2 separate regions of the Mus musculus genome follow, and region 2 is linked to region 1. The links are chromatin loops, found by intact Hi-C in ENCODE. Cell type or tissue: heart. All regions are shown on one strand. Links, peaks and the distances in the headings refer to the core of each region. The heading gives the core; the rest is flanking DNA.

Region 1 (9,226 bases), core at 824-8,823:
CATGGTCATGACTAAAAAAGGTACTCTGTTTACAACCTTCTGAGACACCAAATGACTAGTTTCTTGGCAAAGATGTGGATGAGGGGCTCATTCTGGCTGGGAAGGACTTTGGTGCTGAGTATCAGCTTGCAGGAGTTATAGTGCTGGTCTCTAGGGAGACCGGCATAGCTATCTTCTCAAACTGTATCACTACCACCAGGATTAGCTGCTGAAGCTCTGTGCAGATCACCCGGTGGGAACCTCCCTTCTCTCATCCTGGCACACCGCTTCCTTGTTTGGAGACTACCAATGGTTTGGATGGTCCCAGTCTTCAGTGGAGGTTAGGATCAGAGAAAGGACCACCTCAAGCAGAGGGAGATGCGTCCCACCTCTGGGTGAAGAACCTTGAGCTTGCTGCATAGGACAGGGGGTGAGGGGTCAGGAGGGGTCATGATGGGATGCAGCGATGGGATGCAGCCTGCAAGGGACACACATGTGGACCTTTTGTAAACTGTGTCTTCATCCTTTTTTTTCACTTATAGCAATGTTTATTTCGTGGTCTCAATAACTTAGTGGCTAAATGGTCTGCTTTCTTGTTTTCCTCTTTCTAAGTGTGGAAATTAGTTCTTGGTTTGTTTTTTTTTTTTTTAAGATTTATTTATTATATGTAAGTACACTGTAGGTGTCTTCAGACACTCCAGAAGAGGGTGTCAGATCTCGTTATGGATGGTTGTGAGCCACCATATGGTTGCTAGGATTTGAACTTCGGACTTTCTGAAGAGCATTCGGGTGCTCTTACCCACTGAGCCATCTCACCAGCCCTAGTTCTTGGTTTTATTTTGGGACAAAAGTTTGAGCTCTGGCAGCCCTAACAAGCCAGCCTCTGGGATCTGTCTCAATATGTCAGAGAGATGAGTGTATTAACCACCTTTCTTATTGCTGTGATATTTCCGCCATGGCCAAGGTAACTTAGAAGGATTTGGGGCTTACAGCTCCAGACGTCTATTACCATCTCAGCAGGGAAGTGTGCTACCAGGCACATAAGGCAACTAGATCTGAGAAACTGAAGAACTGAGGGCTCACATCTCTAACAGCAAACAGCAAACAGACCACTTGAGTTTGAAATGGAAAGTCTTCTGAAACCTCAAAGCCCTGCCCCAGTGATGTAATTCCTCCAGAAAGGCCACACCTTCTAGGCTTCTCCAAATAGACTTCTACTAGGGACCAAGTACTCAAATGCCCGGACCTATGTGGGTATAGTGTGGGTATAGGGGAAGCACCTCATTCCAACACTGCAAGTGACAGTGAAGAGCAATAACTCTTAACTGAGAACTGCCCCCATTTGATTAGTTATGATTGGAGCACATTTTAGGGGTCTGGAACAGGACACTTAACAACTGCTAGTAAGAGACTAACTAAACAGATTAGATATAAAATGGAGGGGGAAGCCAGCCTGGTCTACAGAGTGAGTACCGGGACAGCCAGGGCTACACAGAGAAACCCTGTCTCAACAAACCAAACCAAACCAAAAAACCAAAAAACACTATGGTAATTTTAAGAGCTTGTCATAATTGGCCCTCCCTTTTAAGAAGGGGAACTGAGTGACTTGATTTTTTTTTTTTTTAACTTTTCTGTTTGTCTGCTTCTACTTTTGTGTATGCCTCTAAGCCCATTGGGGCCCTGACTGCGCTGTGAATGCACTGTAGCTGAGGGTGGTGAAGCACACCTGTAATACAGGCAGAACCGGGGAGGCAGAAGCAGGAGGCTTGCCCTAAATTCCAGGGCAGCCTGGGGCTATAGAGGGAGAAACTGAGAAAACAAAACAACCTACTGTACTCTGAAAATGCTTCTATTTTTTGCAGGAGCTTTGAATCATGGGGTCTACCTGCTTTTCTTTTCTTTTCTTTTTTTTTTTTAGATTTATTTATTATTATATGTAAGTACACTGTAGCTGTCTTCAGACACACCAGAAGAGGGAGTCAGATCTCGTTACGGATGGTTGTGAGCCACCATGTGGTTGCTGGGACTTGAACACTGGACCTTTGGAAGAGCAGTCGGGGGGGCTGGTGAGATGGCTCAGCTGTTAAGAGCACCAACTGCTCTTCCTAAGGTCCTGAGTTCAAGTCCCAGCAACCACATGGTGGCTCACAACCATCTGTAATGAGATCTGACTCCCCCTTCTGGAGTGTCTGAAGACAGCTACAGTGTACTTACATATAATAAATAAATAAATATTAAAAAAAAAAAAAAAAAAAAAGGAAGAGCAGTCGGGTACTCTTACCCACTGAGCCATCTCACCAGCCCCTACCTGCTTTTCTATTGCTAGAACCTTTTGTTTATTGCAGCAGATTAAACCCAGTGCCCCTTGCACGCTGGGTAAGTACTCTATCACGTTTTCTTTCTTTCTTTTTTTTCTTTTTTGTAGTTAACATCTAGGTTCCATGCTTCCGTGTACTTTTTGTTTGCTTGTTTTGTTTATGAGCAAGGGCATGCATGTGGCCCTGGCTGTTCTGGAACTTTCTATGTAGCTCTGCCTGTTCTGGATGATTAATTATTTCTCCAGCGGTGAAACGAGCCAACTCAAGCCAGATCAGGGTATATGTAAGCAGGTTTATTGGGAAACTGCTTCCAGGCAGGTGAGTTCACTGGTCCGGAGCCACAAGGTCAGGGGGAGGGAGACAGAGGGGAGGGGAGAAGAGAAAGAGAAACAAGTGCAGAGGGAGAGAAAAGAGAAGGGAGGGGCCAAGAGAACTAAATGTCTGGATTGTACAGGGAAGAGCCTGTGGGGAGTCTGTGTAGAGGGTGAGTATGCCAGGTAAGGACTGAGGAATGCTGGGAGGACCTGGAGGCCAGGTCTACTTTGTAAAGTAAAATAACCCCTCTGAAACCCAACACTTGTAGCCCTGGCTGATCTTGAACTCTTCGTACATGAGAATGCCCTTGAGTTCACAAAGATTCCAAGAGTGCCAGGATTAAAGGCATGGGACACTATGCCTGTTGTTTTGAAGACCCAACAATTAATACACAAATGTCTAGTTTTCATAAATTTTGTATTCTAGTAATTTATTGGGACACACTAAAAAACGATGAAGTAAAAACAGTCTTTGAAAGTGTTAACTAGCTCAAAATAATTTGTTTCCATTTAAAAAGGTATGTGGTAGCTTAATAATTTTTGTAAGAATCAGTTGAATTCTTGGTGCATATTATATCTGTGAAACGTACTTTACATTCTGAGAACCCCTCCATATTGGTGCTAACTCTCCTAGCACAGCGTGAAGTGAACTTATCTGCTGCATTATCAGTTGGCCTTGTCCTTAATTGCACAAGGACAGCGAATAATGAACTGTCAACTAGATTATGGCCTCTTAAAAGGAGACAAGAACTCAGTTGGCATCTCACCTCTGTCCCACAGCTACACAGTACAAACTTCAATACAATGATTTCCTACATGTGGTCTTCGGACCAGCTGTATCAGAATTACTTATAGGGAACGTTATCAGGCCCCTACCACAGGGTCACTGAACAAGAATCTCACAAAGGCTTTGTAATTTGGAATCTAATAAATGATGTTGAGAGCACACTTATATTTGAGTCACAAAAAATGTTTTGGTACTATAGTTGTATGGGGAACTCTGGCAACGATGGAACGTTCCTGAAAAGCAAAAACTAAGCTGTGTGCGAGGTTAGAGGAAGGGGAGGGGCTCTTCCCGGTGTTTCTTTGATGGCAAAAACGAGTTACTATGTCCTATCTATCACACTACCAACATTTCTCTAAGGCCCTCGTCTGCCCCGCAGTTTCCACGACCTGACTGTTGCCTGGGCTACAAGATGCCACCCTTCCTGCCTGACGAACAGGTTACACCAGGCTCTAAGGCAGACAGGGGGTACCGGTTTCCGTTGCCAGGACTCAAGATGGCGACACGAACGTCGCGACCATCAGAGCCACATGCTCCGTACTCCGCCTCGGCCCCCCCCTCGGATCTCACTGGACTTTTACAAGTCACCGTGGGGACCCTCAAGGACGGAATCTCGGGCTCCGGCGTCAATGCTCCATTATCTGCCTTAAAGGACCGCATTCCTAGGCACACAATGAGCTAGAATCACCTAACTTACAACACCGCCCACCTCCAACCCGCAGCGGAGAGGTTCAGAATGCCGGACACTAGGGCCTTCGCCTCACTCATTGGTGGGTCCATACCGGGGGGCGGGCCTGCACACTCATTGGACTTCTCTCCACGTCAGTCTCGGGAGGACTGTGCCGAGTGGGCAGACACAAACTCGACTATTGGGTTTTCTTTGCTGTCAATCAAAGTGACATCCGGTGACGACTCTAGTCCCGGCTATCTGATTGGACCAACTGTTTCTGGGGTGGCCGTGGCGGGCGGGTTTCCGAGTGCAGTGGAAGGAGGGGGCGGGGAGGGAAGCCGAGGCTGGGCGCTCCAGGCCGGCCGGAGGTGGCGGCGACGGCGGCGGTGGCGAGGCCGGGACTTGGGCTGAGGGCCTGCTGTGGCGGCAGCGACAGACTGTGACCTCAGCAGCGGGTACCTGCTCTAATTCCCTTCCCCAACGAGATAGCCGCGGTGCAACAGGGCCGAAAGCTTGTGGGATAAGGGGCGGCGAGATGTGGTTGAGGAGCAGGAGGCGGGACCCGGGAGGCCGAGAGGGGTCTTGATCGGGCTCGGGCCCTGGACACGGCCGGAAAGAAACGCGGGGCCGACCAGAAAGCGTGTTCCTGGGTGGGCTGGACTGAGAAGGGCCGAGGGCATGGGAGGGCGTGGTGAGGCTGGGCTCGCGAGCGGGGTGGGGCCTGGGGAACGGAGGGCGGGGTGAGGCTCGCTTTTAAGGGTGGGTCAAGGCCAGCAAAGTAGCACTTGTCGCTCCGTGTCCCAGAAAGCTTGGAGGCGCGTCGGCGAGAGTGGGCATGGCAGCTTGGTCTCATCCAGACTCGGGTACGGCAGGGTGGGACCGGACTGGGGCCGGAGCGCTCTCTCTTTGGCCTTGTGGGCTTTGAAGAACTTTGTCTGCTCTCTCAAACTTTAAGTGGCTCTTGGGAAGTTTTAGTAGTAAATTGCGCGAGGACGGGCGGGTTTCAAAAGCAGGGATGTTTACTCAACCGAATGAGGGTATTCGTGGGTGTGTGTGTCTCCTACGTGTCGCTCCCACTTCACCTTTAGAGCGAAGTTGATAGTGGGCCACAGTAGAGGAGTTTAGGAATTTAATGGAAGCTCAAAAGTAGAAATCAGAAATGGGAAGGCAAATTTACCTTCTCCCCACTTGGCAAGTGAGATCGAGAACTTGGCCATATCCTTCTGCTTTGGCTCAGAAGGTCATGTGAATAAAGCTAAAACCTGTGAATTCAAATTCCAGGTGGAGCACGGCTCCACAATCTTCCACTGTCCTCCTGTACCCTACCCTGTTCTTTTATTTTGCCATACTGGGGATTGGACCTAGGGCCTCTAACCAGGCACCCGTGATCTGTATCCTTGTCCTGGACATTCTTTTATTTTACTATTGAAACCAGGCTGGTCTTAAACCCCTGATCTTAACGTTTCAACGTTCTGAGTGGCCTGTGCTATTAGGCTGGTCTTTTATTTAAAAAAATAAATTAATTAATTAACGAATGAAAGAATGATAGGAAAGGGGAAATGAGATTTCAAAAGTTGGAATAACAAAAAGGCATATGAAATGGAGGCCTGAACATTTTCATGTATTTTTTCACAGTCTCTCAGTAATAATCTCTGTCTTCTCTTTAGAGTTGGAAAGGACAATGACATGGGAAACCAAATTTTTTTAAGGATAGGAAATGGACTTCTTGTGCTAAAATTAGAAACTGGGTAATGTGTTCTATTAAGAGTGTTGGTAAATGAGACAAAGTGTAAGAAAGTTTTGAATGCCTTGCACGCACAGTCTGCTTCAAATAAGACCTTTTAGGAAGTGTGGCAGATTTAATATTTAGTATTTAGGGTGCTTCTTTCCTTCCTTTTCCTTTCATAGTTGGCACAGCAGGTTTGGCTTGGCTTTTCCGTGTAAAAGTAACCTTTACACGTGTTTCCTACTCTCTGCCCGAGCTTCTTACCCTGACCATGAAGTGAAGAGTGTGGAATCTTATCTTGTTGTTCTGTGATTCCCATTTCAGGGTTCTCTGGAAACCCCCCTGGTAAGTGCAGAGGAGGCGGGACACTCTGACCCAAGACAAAGACCTGTAGCTCCAGCCAAAGAAAATAAACCTTAGGAAGGAGAAGGGGGGGAAAAAAAAAAGGAGGAAAGAAAGACTCCATCAGCTGTTGGTGTGAGCAGCCTGCAGTGGATCTCCATAGAGGACAACTAATGTGAATCCGAAAGTGACTGTGTATGGGCTGTGGTGAAGTAAGTTGAGGGCCCTGAGCGCCTGGACTGTGTTAGGAACGATCGAACGGCTCAACTTTGCGAGGTGAGGTGTCAAAAAGGGAAAAGTGAATGTGGCTTTCGCTCCACGGGGTGTGCTGTCGTCTGGGGCCGTCAGGGAGCTCAGCCCTTGTGTTGTGCCAGGGTGGGGTCCAGGGTCTGGCACTGAGGAGGGTAGCCTGCTGGCTGAAGTGGCAGAGCAGTGGCCTTGATTTGTCTTGTGGAAGATTTAAAAACAAAAAAGCATAAATATTCTGGTCCTTCAGCAATGCTTTCTCTGAAGAAATATTTAACGGAAGGACTTCTCCAGTTCACCATCCTGCTGAGTCTGATTGGGGTTCGGGTGGACGTGGATACTTACCTGACCTCACAGCTCCCCCCTCTCCGGGAGATCATCCTGGGGCCCAGCTCTGCCTATACCCAGACCCAGTTCCACAACCTGAGGAATACCTTGGATGGCTATGGGATCCACCCCAAGAGCATAGACCTGGACAATTACTTCACTGCCCGGCGGCTCCTTAGTCAGGTGAGGGCCCTGGATAGGTTCCAGGTGCCTACCACTGAGGTCAATGCTTGGCTGGTCCACCGAGACCCGGAGGGGTCTGTCTCTGGCAGCCAGCCCAACTCAGGCCTCGCCCTCGAGAGTTCCAGTGGCCTCCAAGATGTGACAGGCCCAGACAACGGGGTGAGAGAAAGCGAAACGGAGCAGGGATTCGGTGAAGATTTGGAGGACCTGGGGGCTGTAGCCCCTCCTGTCAGTGGAGACTTAACCAAAGAGGTTAGTGGCCCTATGGCGGTGGGCGGGCCTGGACAAGGGGGAGGAATGGGCTGGTTCTGAAGGGTTGTTGGCTCTGCACTGAGTCCTCTGAAGAACCAAATAGGTTGGGGTTGGGTTTGGACCTGTGGACCTGTTTGGGTAGGAATGGCCTAAATTGTCTGACTTCAGGGTTGGGAGCTGGGAAAATTTTTGTTTTGATCCATTGACCCACCTCTGAGGGTACTGTCAGGGTGGGGTGGTTCCTAGAACATACCAGGGTTTTTACTGCTTAGATTTTGGTATGACTGCTAGAGGCCTTAGCTGGGGACAGGGTTATGTTATGATAGGCTTTGAGTGCACATTGTTGCTAAGAAATACTGTGTGGCCTCTCTTGACTTGTTAGCCCCGCCCCCGCCCCCACCCTAAAACACTGTATCCTACTACTGTATCCTAAAGTTCTACAGGTCAGGCTTGTTGTTGTAAACTCCCTTTAGCTCCTGGGCCTGAGCCAAGGGGTAGACTTTGGTAGTTATTTTTGGCCAGCAGAGGCCAAAGCTCCCATTCTTTGCTAAAGGCCTGCTGCAGGGAGTAGAGCAGGAAAGGCTGGAAGCTAGAAGAGAACTGTACTGTGCTCAGCTCAGCTTGATCTGAGCTTAAGAGGTGATCTTTAGCTCCTGGCCCAGGGCTGGCAAACCTGTGGGTACAGAGAAGGATGCAGTTCCTTTTCTTTAGTGATGCAAATAGCTACTGCTGCCCTGTCTGACTACCTAAGTGGTGAAACAGGTCTGATCTGCTACTAGCCCTAGGAGCCCCCAAAAGACCCACTGCTCTCTGCACTGGCCTGGTTAGTGTGGAGGATAGAGCTGCTGCAGAGCTTGGTTCTCTCTGCCCACCATCTCAGACCACGTTTGTCTCCCTTCCTGCATTAGGTCTACTCATTATCTCAGTTGTCTTGATCATTAGTGACTGGTAGAGAGGATGCTTATATTCGATCCGTGGTCCTCATCTAGGGGTGATCTTTGTCACAGCTGTGGGGAAGGATGCTACTGGTACACCTGATAGGCAAGACCAGCAGTGTTGTCTTAAACAGTTTATCTCACCCTGAATTGTTGGTCATTGTGATTGGGAAAGCCGCTCACTCAGATCAGCTAGCTATCCTGGATCTGTGTGCGAGAGGCTGGGATTGTCTGACCATGGAGGTCCGGAGCATTTTTTGCCTATCAGAGATTTTGGTCTTATATCTATCTCTCTTTAAAATTGTGTTATTTTTGAGATGGTCTGGCTGGCCTGAATCTTGCTTTATGTAGGTAAGGGTAGCCTTGAACTTGCAGAACTTCTCTTGCCCTACTACCTTTGCCTCTCCCTAAATGCTGGGATTATCATGAGGCATGTTCTGCTGTCTGGCTTTGTATTAGATTCTTGTAGTGTCGCTTGGCATCTCACCTTTTTTCTGCTTCTCCTCACTCTGTGATTTAAATGGACTTCTGAAGTCCTGAGATCTGAAGAATCCTGTTCCTGCCCCCAAGTGGCATGGGTAGGTCTTCTCCTGAGAACCCTACAGGGTCAGCACTGATACTGTCCTTCAGGGAGCTTTTTGGGGAATATAGAAATTTTTGGATGTAACTGGGTGTGTTGGAGCAGAATAGGATGGAACTTGGTATCTGCCTTCCTTCTCATGGCCGTAAAGAAGGTGTGTTTTCTCTGACCCAGGCCCTACCACTCCACTCCCTCTGGGAAGCTGGGTGGGTCATGCCTGAGGGACCCAGGCTGGGGAGGAGGGAAGGGAGGATTATGATGTGCCTAGAACAACATTTCCTCAGCAACTCAGGGATAAAAATACCCAGGTCCAGAGCATGTGACAGGCACTGCTGGAGCCGGTATTATCCCTGGGGTGGTAGTGCTCCCTGCTGCCAGGCCTGTTCCATGGGCAGCCATAGCTTAGGCCCATGTCAGGGATAGGATTCCCCTCCAGGTTGGCACCCTGCCCAGAGCAAGGGGTGGCCTGTTTACAGCTCTTCCTGGGTTAGAAGCAGGCTGTAACCAAGGGAGAACACACTGTCTCTCTGGCCTGACCTTAGGCTCTGGGGGAGTAGTAGTGAGGAGAAA
Region 2 (9,226 bases), core at 406-8,405, 140 kb before region 1:
AGAAATGTAGGTCCTGAAATGGATTCTGGAGCTTAGAGTTTAACTGCCTAGAATTTGACAAGAGGGGAAAAACCACCAGAGATTTAGAAGAAACCTGCAGAGCAGGAGGCTGTCTTGGGCACATAAAATAACTGTTTCCAGGACCAAGAACAGTCAGCTCTCAGATCACAAGACGAGGGCTCAGGTCTCGGAGTTAGCAGTTAGATTCAGAAACATGAGGCCTGGTAGCATTGGCAGTTTGGGGAGGATGAATGACGTGTACAGCCTGATTGGAGCCACGCTCAGGAATGATTGTGGAGAGTAATGAGGAGCAGCAAGTGCACAGCCTGCTGGGCTTAGGGTAGAGCTGTCCTTTGCACAATTGTTTGTTTGTTTGTTTGTTGTGTTTTTCAAGAAAGGATTTCCTAGCTGTCCTGGACTTGCTTTGTAGGCCAGGCTGGCCTCCAACTCATAGAAATCTGCCTGCCTCTGCCTCCTGAGTGCTGGGATTAAAGGCGTGCGCCACCACTGCTCAGCAAACTGCTCAGCAAACATGCATTTTAATATACCTAGCCTTCCCAATATTACAGCAAATGTTACACTGGTTTAAAAAACAGGTGTAGTGATGCACATCTGTATTCACAGCACTCCAGAGGTGGAGGCTGGAGGACCAGGAGTTAAAGGCCATGCTTGGATCCATAGTGAATTTGAGGCCAGCTTGAACTCCATGAGACCCTATCTCAGAAACCAAAGACTACTTAGGTTTGCTGAGAGTCAGACAAAGTCATTTGCCACAACGTGTTTTATAACAAAGTGTATATCATGTAACTTACTGGATACTGTACTAAACTTAGAAAACATAATTATGAGTGTGCTTTCATGTACTATGACATTGAAAAATGAAGTTGGAAGCCTGCCGGGTAGCTCAGTGCTTCAAGGTGTTAGCCTGTCATGTCAGGCTGAGTCTGACACCACGGATTCAACCCCAGCACCCACATGGGGGAAGGGGAGAAACAACTTGTAAAAGTTGTCCTCTGACCTCATGTTGGCCATGGCATGTGTGTAGCCATACACAGATGTCCACACATATACACACAAATAAAATATGTTTAAGGTGAGAAAAAAAGAAAGTTAAGTTGAACCAGAGGAGTAAGGAGTCTCCTTGGTGACTGAGGAGTTAGAGAGGTTAGGAATCCCGGCTCAGAAAGGAAGGGTAACTGCTTGATAAAGTCCTGTGTGTATCTCAGGGTCATGGCGGAGCGGTGGGGTCAGGCTTGGGCTGGAGAGGGGATCTGCTCTCTCCTCTTGGCCTGTGGCGTTAGCAGCCTCTGCTCAAGAGTTCTGCAATGAAAGGCATGAACTAAATCTTCCTGTGTGTGGTTGCTGGGTTCAGTTTTCGGGACAGTTTGGAGCCTGTCCCAGCTCAGCTTGCTCCCTCCACCCTCCATCCAGGCTGATTCATTCACTAGTTTCCCTAGAGGTCCAGTTTTGTTCTTTAAAACCAGCTGTAGCTTGCTTTTTCCTCACCAGCTCTGAGTTCTTCCAGGCTAGGCAACTGGGAAAGCCTGGCCTTAGAAACTGCTTTACTGGCTTCTGGCCCAGCCAGACTGACCAAAATAGCCACCAGAAGGACTGTTTGTGCAGAGTGAAATTCCTGCTGGGGAAATACCATAGTGGAGGGCTAAGGAAGCCATAGTTGGGAAGGGTTTAAAAAAAAAAAAAAAGCCCAGTAGCCTAGGGTCTAAGTGTGGACTTTGAGCCCCGTTCCATCCTAGGATAACCTGATAATCAGGGCTCAGGGTCCTTCCTATTATGTTCTCCCAACCCAATCGGCCAGAGAAAGCCCACCCCCTCCAGCGTAGAGCCATCTATGCTCCCTGCTCTGTGGTGAGGCCAGCATTGCCAAGGGTGCTACAGGAGTGTGCACTGGCACCCAACAAGGTCATCTGCTTCTGGAGAGTAAGTGAGAAACAACCTCTAGGGATTATAAGTGGCCAAAGGGAGAGCGCTGGCTTCAGGCTCCCAGGAGAGAGAATGGCAGGCGAGGAGGGAGGAGGCTGGGTGCTTGGTCCCTCTAAGCTTATCAGAAGAGCTTCCGAAGAAAACTATGGGGGAGGTGTGGTCAGGGGAGAGGGTAGAAGGGTTCTGGGTTTGCAAAGATAGTCTTCCAAAAGTGAACTGGCTGGATAAAGGGAAGTGGGCCAGAGGCTGAAAGCTGCCCTGGAGGCTGTGGATGGGAGCTCTGCCTGAGCCTGAGGGGTCATTTAAGCAATGCCTTGGGATTACTGAACAGCAAGGAGAGAAACTTGTACCAAGAATGAGGAGGACCCAGTTACCCACCAGGAGGGTGATGCTCAGGGTCCTGCTGAGATTGCAACTACATATTCCAAAGACTCTATTCTCCCCACTCTTGCGGAACTGTACCAGGAACCAGTGAAGACCAAGCAGCAGCACAGCTTACTCAAAGAGCAGGCCCTTACTCCCATCCCTTAGGCTGCTCTCACTGTAATGGGCACTGGATGCTAGCAAAAGTCCTGACTTCATCTCAGTCCAGAAAGGACCCAAGGAGACGATATACCTGTTACAAAATGGCTGTCAATAAATTTTGCTAGGGAGGAAAATGAAAAGTGGCCTAAAGGTGCAAGCATCAGCTGGAAAAGTCAGAAGAGCCCTAAGCAAGGGAAGGGTAACAGAGATAAGCTCCTGGGATCCAAAGGGAGGGCTGCGGAGGCTGGGGAGGGGAAAGAACAAACAGGCCAGGAGGGAATGCTCTGGGTTGGGAGTGTCTGGCTGACCCAGTGAAGGGCCACAGAGGGCTGGGCTGAACACAGCCCTGGGAGCGAGCCTGTGGAAGCAGTCTGAAGCCACGTGAACAGACACAGTCCCCCAAGGAAAGAGGTCTTGGGTGAGAAGGGTCGTTTGTTGAAGAATATCAGTATTTCAGTGATGGAGTGAATTTGGAGGGGGCGGCAGCCTCGAGAGAGGTCTGGTGACCTGGTAGAAGCAGCCCTCTGAGTGTGGAGGGAGGTGTGGAGGGGACGGCAGCGTGAGGCAGGAGGAGAAGGCTGTACTGGAGGGCAAGAGATGGAGGCGGATGCTCTTAAGAGTCTGGACATTAGGTGCTTTTCTCTCTGTCTTGGGTTCTGTTCGGCCCTCAGTTACCTGATACTCCTTCCTCCCTGCTGCCTTGTTCACACCCTCAGGACTTTTCCTTAGGACAGAGATGTGCCGGTCATTATTGCTTGTATCAAAGATCACTGCCACACTTCAGCTTAGAGACTTGGGGACGTTTTAGCTGAAATGAATGATAAAATCCAGATTCTACAACTGAGAGACACGCACTTTTTTCTTTCAAGAATATTTAGTAAGTGTGTGTGATATGGCTCAGCAGATAAGGTGATTGCTGCCAAACTTGATAACCAGGGTTCAGTCCCTACAGAACCCACGTGGTGGAAAGAACTGGTTCCAAATTGTTCTGTGACTTTCATATGTGTTCAAACACACACAAAATAAATAAATGTAAAAAAGGAGAAAAATGCAGTAATCCTTATTACCCATATTGCTAAGTTGTAGGTTTCAGTGACCACATACTACGGTACTATTAAAATTTGGTGGCTGTGCTGGAGATGGCTCAGGGGTATAGCATTTGCTGTGCGTGTGTGAGGCCCTGAGTCAAACCCCTAGAACAGGAAGAAGACCGTGTAGCATAGTGGAAGTGGTGTGAAGTGATTACAGAATCAGAGCTGAGCCCCTCTGTGGCTTTCTATCCCACTCTGCAGTGCTCTCAGTAGCGTGGAGGAGCATCAAGCATGACTTACATCACATTACACACGCTAAACACAGGGTTCCAGGTGGAGTGAGGCTGCTCGGAGAATCTGTGGGTACGTGTCTGCCTCTCCTTATCCACATCCACTGCCTCACACCAGCCAGAAGTGCTTCTCTCTTTCTTCTTCTTTCTCTTTCCAGAGTAGAATTCTGCAGTGGCAGGGAAATGTTTCTCCCATTTTTGCCCAGGGGCCACACAAAGCTCTCAGTGACAATAGGAGACAGCCATAGTGGTTTTAGACTAAAGAAGTATTTCATGAGCCAGCTGGGGAAGAAAATGAAACTAGGATGAGGTGTGCAGCCGGAAGCAGCAGCCCGCAGCCTCCGCAGTAGGCTCTGCTTTACCCTCTGACCCAGTGGCTCTCAACCTTCCTACCACTGCGACCAGCTGATACAGTTCCTCGTGGAGTGACCGCCAACCATAAAATTATTTTGTTGCCACTTCATAATTGTAATTTTGCTATTATGACTCGCAATACAAATATCTGATATGCAGAATATCTCATATGTGGCTCCTACAAAAGGGCCGACTGACATCCCTTCAGGGGTCATGACTCACAGGCTTAAACTCTGGAGTTCAACCAGGTTTCCACACCGATCGATCCAGGGCTACAGAGGGAGAGCGAAGCGGTTAGGAAGTGCTGGTCTGTCTTTGTTCCACTTCCTTTTACTCTGCCCACTGCAAGTCTCTGTGTTTCGTAATACAGGAAGGACATCATTCACTAAGTTTTGTTAAGTAAACTTGAATCCTTGAGAACCTCCTAAGAGACCTTTGTGGGGCTTTTGTTTTGTTTTTAAAGATTTATTTATTTTATTGTATGTGAGTACACTGTAGCTGTCTTCAGACACACCAGAAGAGGGCATCAGATCTCATTACGGATAGTTGAGCCACCATGTGGTTGCTGGGAATTGAACTCAGGACCTCTGGAAGAGCAGGCAGTGCTCTTAACCGCTGAGCCATCTCTCCAGCCCCAACCTTTGTGTTTTCATCAGCACAACCTGGACTGAAAATTTTTTGTTTGTTTTGTTTTACTGTGCTAGGTATGTAACCAGGGACCTTGCACATGTGAGGCAGGGTCTCTCCCACCTGATCCACACCCTTGCGCCTCAGGATAAACATTTGAAAGAAAATGTAGTCCAACTTTTCACCCCACCTCTATCCCATCTCCAACAATATACATCTTGTCTCTGGTTAAACAATTTTAGAGAAAGGGAGACATCACCCCCTCTGAGACAACTGGTTCAGTCTTTCAAAGGTATCTTTGAGTTAAACAGAAACCTGGCTTCTTGAACATCTACACGGGTGGCTTGCTTTTGTCCTTTGAACTTACAGAGTGTGGTCAGAAGCTTGAAAGTCTCTCGTTGGAAATACCCCTTAGAATGGGCCCAAGACTGAATATAACCCAGTGTGGGGAGTAATATATAGGGAATATTATTTTTCTTGTCTTATAATTGTATTTTTTAGTTTTTTTAAAAATAGTTTTTGTTAGCCAAACATGGTGGTGCATGACTTAAATTCCAGCAGTCGGAGGCAAAGGCTAGACTAATGTGATATTCAGTGAGTAAATAGTTAATTAATTAAAATGACAATTACCATAAGGAAAAAAATGTCAGTCAAAAGACCCAAGATGCCTGGCCATGGTGGTGCACGCCTTTAATCCCAGCACTTGGGAGGCAGAGGCAGGCGGATTTCTGAGTTCGAGCCAGCCTGGTCTACAAAGTGAGTTCCAGGACAGGACAGCCAGGGCTACACAGAGAAACCCTGTCTCAAAAAACCAAAAACAAACAAACAAAAAAAGACCCAAGATGCCTGTGGCCCCTGGTCCTGAGCCAAATCTGAGTTGGATACCTTGGCTCGTACCCACCAACCCTTAGCCCCAAATGATATGATCACCTTCATTTCCTCCTCCTTGTTCACAAAAATACTATAAGCACTACAATGTCAGGTGAAACAGAATGTGTGGTGCATGTCTTTTACAGATGGGCCCATCCAGAACCTTTAAAAGCAAATGGCTGTGCTTACAGGACTAGTTTTTGCAATTGCATGCTTTTTTCTGTAGTTGTTCCTTCATAACTGCAATGATTTTACAGGGATCCGTGTCTGTAATATCCTAGAATCTATGTGTCCACTGCGCAGAACCATCCACTGGCCTCCCAGTTGGCAGCATCGCAGGATCACCCTTGTTCTGCTGCATCTCATGGCTTGGGGCCTGGTGACCACTGAAGGCACTGTGTTGCTTCCTGGCCAGCCAGCCTGCCTGTTTCTCTTTCTTTACCTTCTACCTTTCAGGGGCCTGAAAAAAGCCATGAATGGTGGTACTTCTGTCCTCACCAAACTATAGTTCTGTTTCTGCCTGAGCTCTGTCCTCATAGACTCCTGACTTGGGGTCAGTTCCTGAGCTTCTGTCCCTTGAGTCTTCCCCATCTCTCTGTTTCCTGGAATTTGCTTTCTTAATGTCTAAGATACCAGCCTGACTTCCCAGTTGCTTTGCCTTAGTGATTTATGACTCTTACCATGGCAGAGTCTTCACCCAGAGCTCTTAGGGCTTCATTTTCCTTTCTTTCTTCTTTTTCTTTCTTTTTTTGTTTGTTTGTTTTTTGTTTTTTGGATTTTTTTTAATGGGCTCACTATGTAGACCAGGCTGGCTTCAAACTCCTAGAGATCCAGTTTCCCCTGCCTCCCATGTGCTGAGATTAAAGGCGTGTGCCACCACATCCAGCCTCTTGCTTGCCCTTTATTTGTTTAAAATGCTATGTGTATGGGTTTTCCCCTGCATGTACGTTTTACACCACTTGCATATGTGCATCCTGCACTGGAGGCTAGAGGAGGCCAGCCCTTGGAACTGGAGATACAGAGGATTGTGATGACCATGTGGGTGCTGGGACTTGAACATGGGTCTTCTGGAAGAATAGCCAGTACTCTTAGTTTCTCTCTTATCAAAAGTAAGCGGCTGGGCCTGGTGGCACACACCTGTAATCCCAGCCCTTGAGAGACTAGTAAACGAGTCCCAGGCCAACCTGGGATATGGTGCAAGATTCCTGTCTCAAATAAAGTAAAATTAAAGTTTAAAAATTATAGGAGGATACAGTGATCCTTTGGTACCCACAGGAGCTCCTGGAGATTCCAGAACCCGTAGATGCTCAAGACTTATATATAATGTATAGAAGTTACCTGTAAGTTGCACATCTGCCGCATACCTTAAGTCATCTGCAGATTATGTAGCACCAACATTTCTTGATGCATGGTTGGTTGAATCTGTGGCTACAGAACCTGTTGATATGGAGGTCAACTATCCAGTTGTGGGGAAATGAGAAGAGAAAAATTCTGCCAGCTATTACTGCATATACACAAAAGTGGAAAGTGTTCATTCTTCCATGTAGTTGTTAGCCCTGCTGAGTCTATGACCTACACAGTCAGATCAGTTGTCCTGGGTAAAGGGGTTAGTCCACTTAAGGCAGCGCTTCTCAGCCTTCCTTACGCAGCAACCCTTTAGTGCAGTCCCTCATGTTGTGGTGACCCCCAAACATAACATTATTTTTTCTGCCACTTCACAGCCATACTTTTGCTACTCTTACGAAGTGTCATGTAAATACTTTTGGAGAGGTTTGCCAAATGGGTCACGACCCATAGGCTGAGAACTGCTGGCTTAAAGGAGTTGCCGTCTTCTGGTTCCTGGAGGCCCTTGTGTCTCTGTGTGAAGGTTGATGAAGGTTGAGCAGACAGACAGCCTTTAGAGTAGGACAGCTATGTCCTGCTGCTCAGGAATGCTGGCCTTGCCTTTCTTCTTTCCCAGACTGGCTTGCATCTAGCTCCCGCTGGATTGAGCTGGTAGCCTGCCTTAGCACAAGCCTAGAGGCTCTGCCCCAATGAAGAGATTCAGATTTAGAGGGCTACCAGTGTCCACCAGGGGGCACTCTGGACTCAGCACAGCCGGACCGACACACGAGTCTCCCAGTTCTCCTCATCTTAGATGGTGTGGGGAGTGTGGTGAAGGCAGGCCTGGCCTGAATCGATGAGTGTAAGCAAAGGAAAAGCTCACCCTGGCAAGCCCGGGGCTGGGATGCTCGAGCGGGGCCTTGCAGGAAAAGCTCTTAACCTGTTGGAAAAGCAGCAACAGAGGCAAAAAAAAAAAAAAAAAAATTAATTTAATTTAAAAAGCGGAGGCAAGGGGCCTTGGGTTCTCCTGTGGTGTGTTTCTTACATCATTCCATCTTTCTCCCAGCAGATCCACAGATGAGCATGGCCGCCACTGCTGCTGTCAGTCCCAGTGACTACCTGCAGCCTGCTGCTGCTACTACCCAGGCAAGTGCACGGTGCTCTCTGAGGGCAGGGCCAGAGCCCGGCGGGTTGATGAAGTGGGTTTTCTGCCTTACTCAGACCCGCTCGCTCTCACTGCAGACACCCAGGGAGATTCACTTGTTCTCATTTCTGAACTAAGACATAGACACCTGTCTAAGATGTCAAAGTTGGGTCAGGCAAAAAGAGTTGTGTTACCCGTGACCTCTGGGGCTGGGGCCATGGCTCTTAGTAAAGTTGCTGCACATGCATGAGTTCTTGAGTTCAATTCCAAGTTCCCGTGTAAACCGCTGGGCTGGGCTTGGTAGTACACACCTATAATCCTGGCATTCGAGAGGCAGACAGAGGGGCTCCACTGGGCTTACTGGCCAACTAGTCTTGCCCAGTCAGTGAGTTTCAGATTCAGTAAGAGACCCTGTCTCAAAAATGACGGCAAAGGAGGTGGAGAGAGCCAGGCGTGGTGGCGCATGTCTTTAATCCCAGCACTCGGGAGGCAGAGGCTGGCGGATTCCTGAGTTCGAGGCCAGCCTGTTCTACAAAGTGAGTTCCAGGGCTACACAGAGAAACCCTGTCTTGAAAAGCCAAAAAGAAAAAAAGAGGTAGAGAGGTGCTCAGTGGCTTAAGAGCGCTGGCTGCTCCTCCAGAGGCCTGGGTTTGATATGATAGCTCATACTCCAGGATCAAGTGATCTGACACCCTCTCTGGCCTCTGAAAGCACCAAGTACAAGTACTTGAGTAAGGCATAGACATACATGTGGGAAAAACACCCACATACATTAAATAAATAACAATTTAATAAACAAGGGAGAGTCAAAGAGTGAGACTTCATTAACATATCTGGCCTCTACCTACTCCACCTATGCTGATTCGGCTATACCCACACACCCTCCACATGAACACATACATGTATATAATACACACTCCAGAACAAAACCAGAAACCTTTTACCGAGAGCAAGTTCATGTCATCTTCCCTCCCCATCAGCTCTCCTCTCCTCCTTGTACTGAGTTGGTAGAATTCCAACTGATTCCAGGTATCTGATACCTGGGTGTGTTGTTATCCCTGCCGACACTAGGCCAGCAGGGCGGGTGGGGGGGTGGGGGGGAGAACAGCCTGTGTTGTTGC

What was found. A loop is a pair of places that touch in the nucleus more often than their neighbours do. Peaks named below come from ENCODE experiments on the same cell type or tissue, not always from the same donor. Only the 100,000 strongest peaks of a DNase experiment are listed, where the experiment ranks them.
Region 2: it touches region 1 in a loop (2.4-fold over the local background); 2 of 42 quality-filtered maps call a loop at or near these places.

What each region holds. Positions count from the first base shown.
Region 1 is chr11:96,825,113-96,834,338 of GRCm38, reverse strand. Nfe2l1 (nuclear factor, erythroid derived 2,-like 1) reads left to right here and starts at 4,371. Exons shown (of 5, transcript NM_008686.3): 1 at 4,371-4,520; 2 at 6,116-7,141. The coding sequence starts at 6,632. In heart, for the core only: a CTCF peak has its summit at 4,884; DNase peaks (open chromatin) are centred at 4,198, 4,718, 6,988, 7,628 and 1 weaker place; H3K4me3 peaks cover 5,554 bases; H3K27ac peaks cover 4,735 bases.
Region 2 is chr11:96,962,246-96,971,471 of GRCm38, reverse strand. It overlaps Sp2 (Sp2 transcription factor), which reads left to right. Exons shown (of 7, transcript NM_001080964.2): 2 at 8,031-8,107. It overlaps D030028A08Rik (RIKEN cDNA D030028A08 gene), which reads right to left. Exons shown (of 6, transcript NR_003293.3): 6 at 6,412-7,901. Among named protein-coding and RNA genes, the nearest start is that of Sp2, 11 kb to the left of the region's middle. In heart, for the core only: CTCF peaks have their summits at 1,430, 1,631, 4,658 (motif pointing right) and 7,706 (motif pointing right); DNase peaks (open chromatin) are centred at 1,571, 2,041, 2,831, 7,731 and 3 weaker places; H3K4me3 peaks cover 2,544 bases; H3K27ac peaks cover 4,408 bases.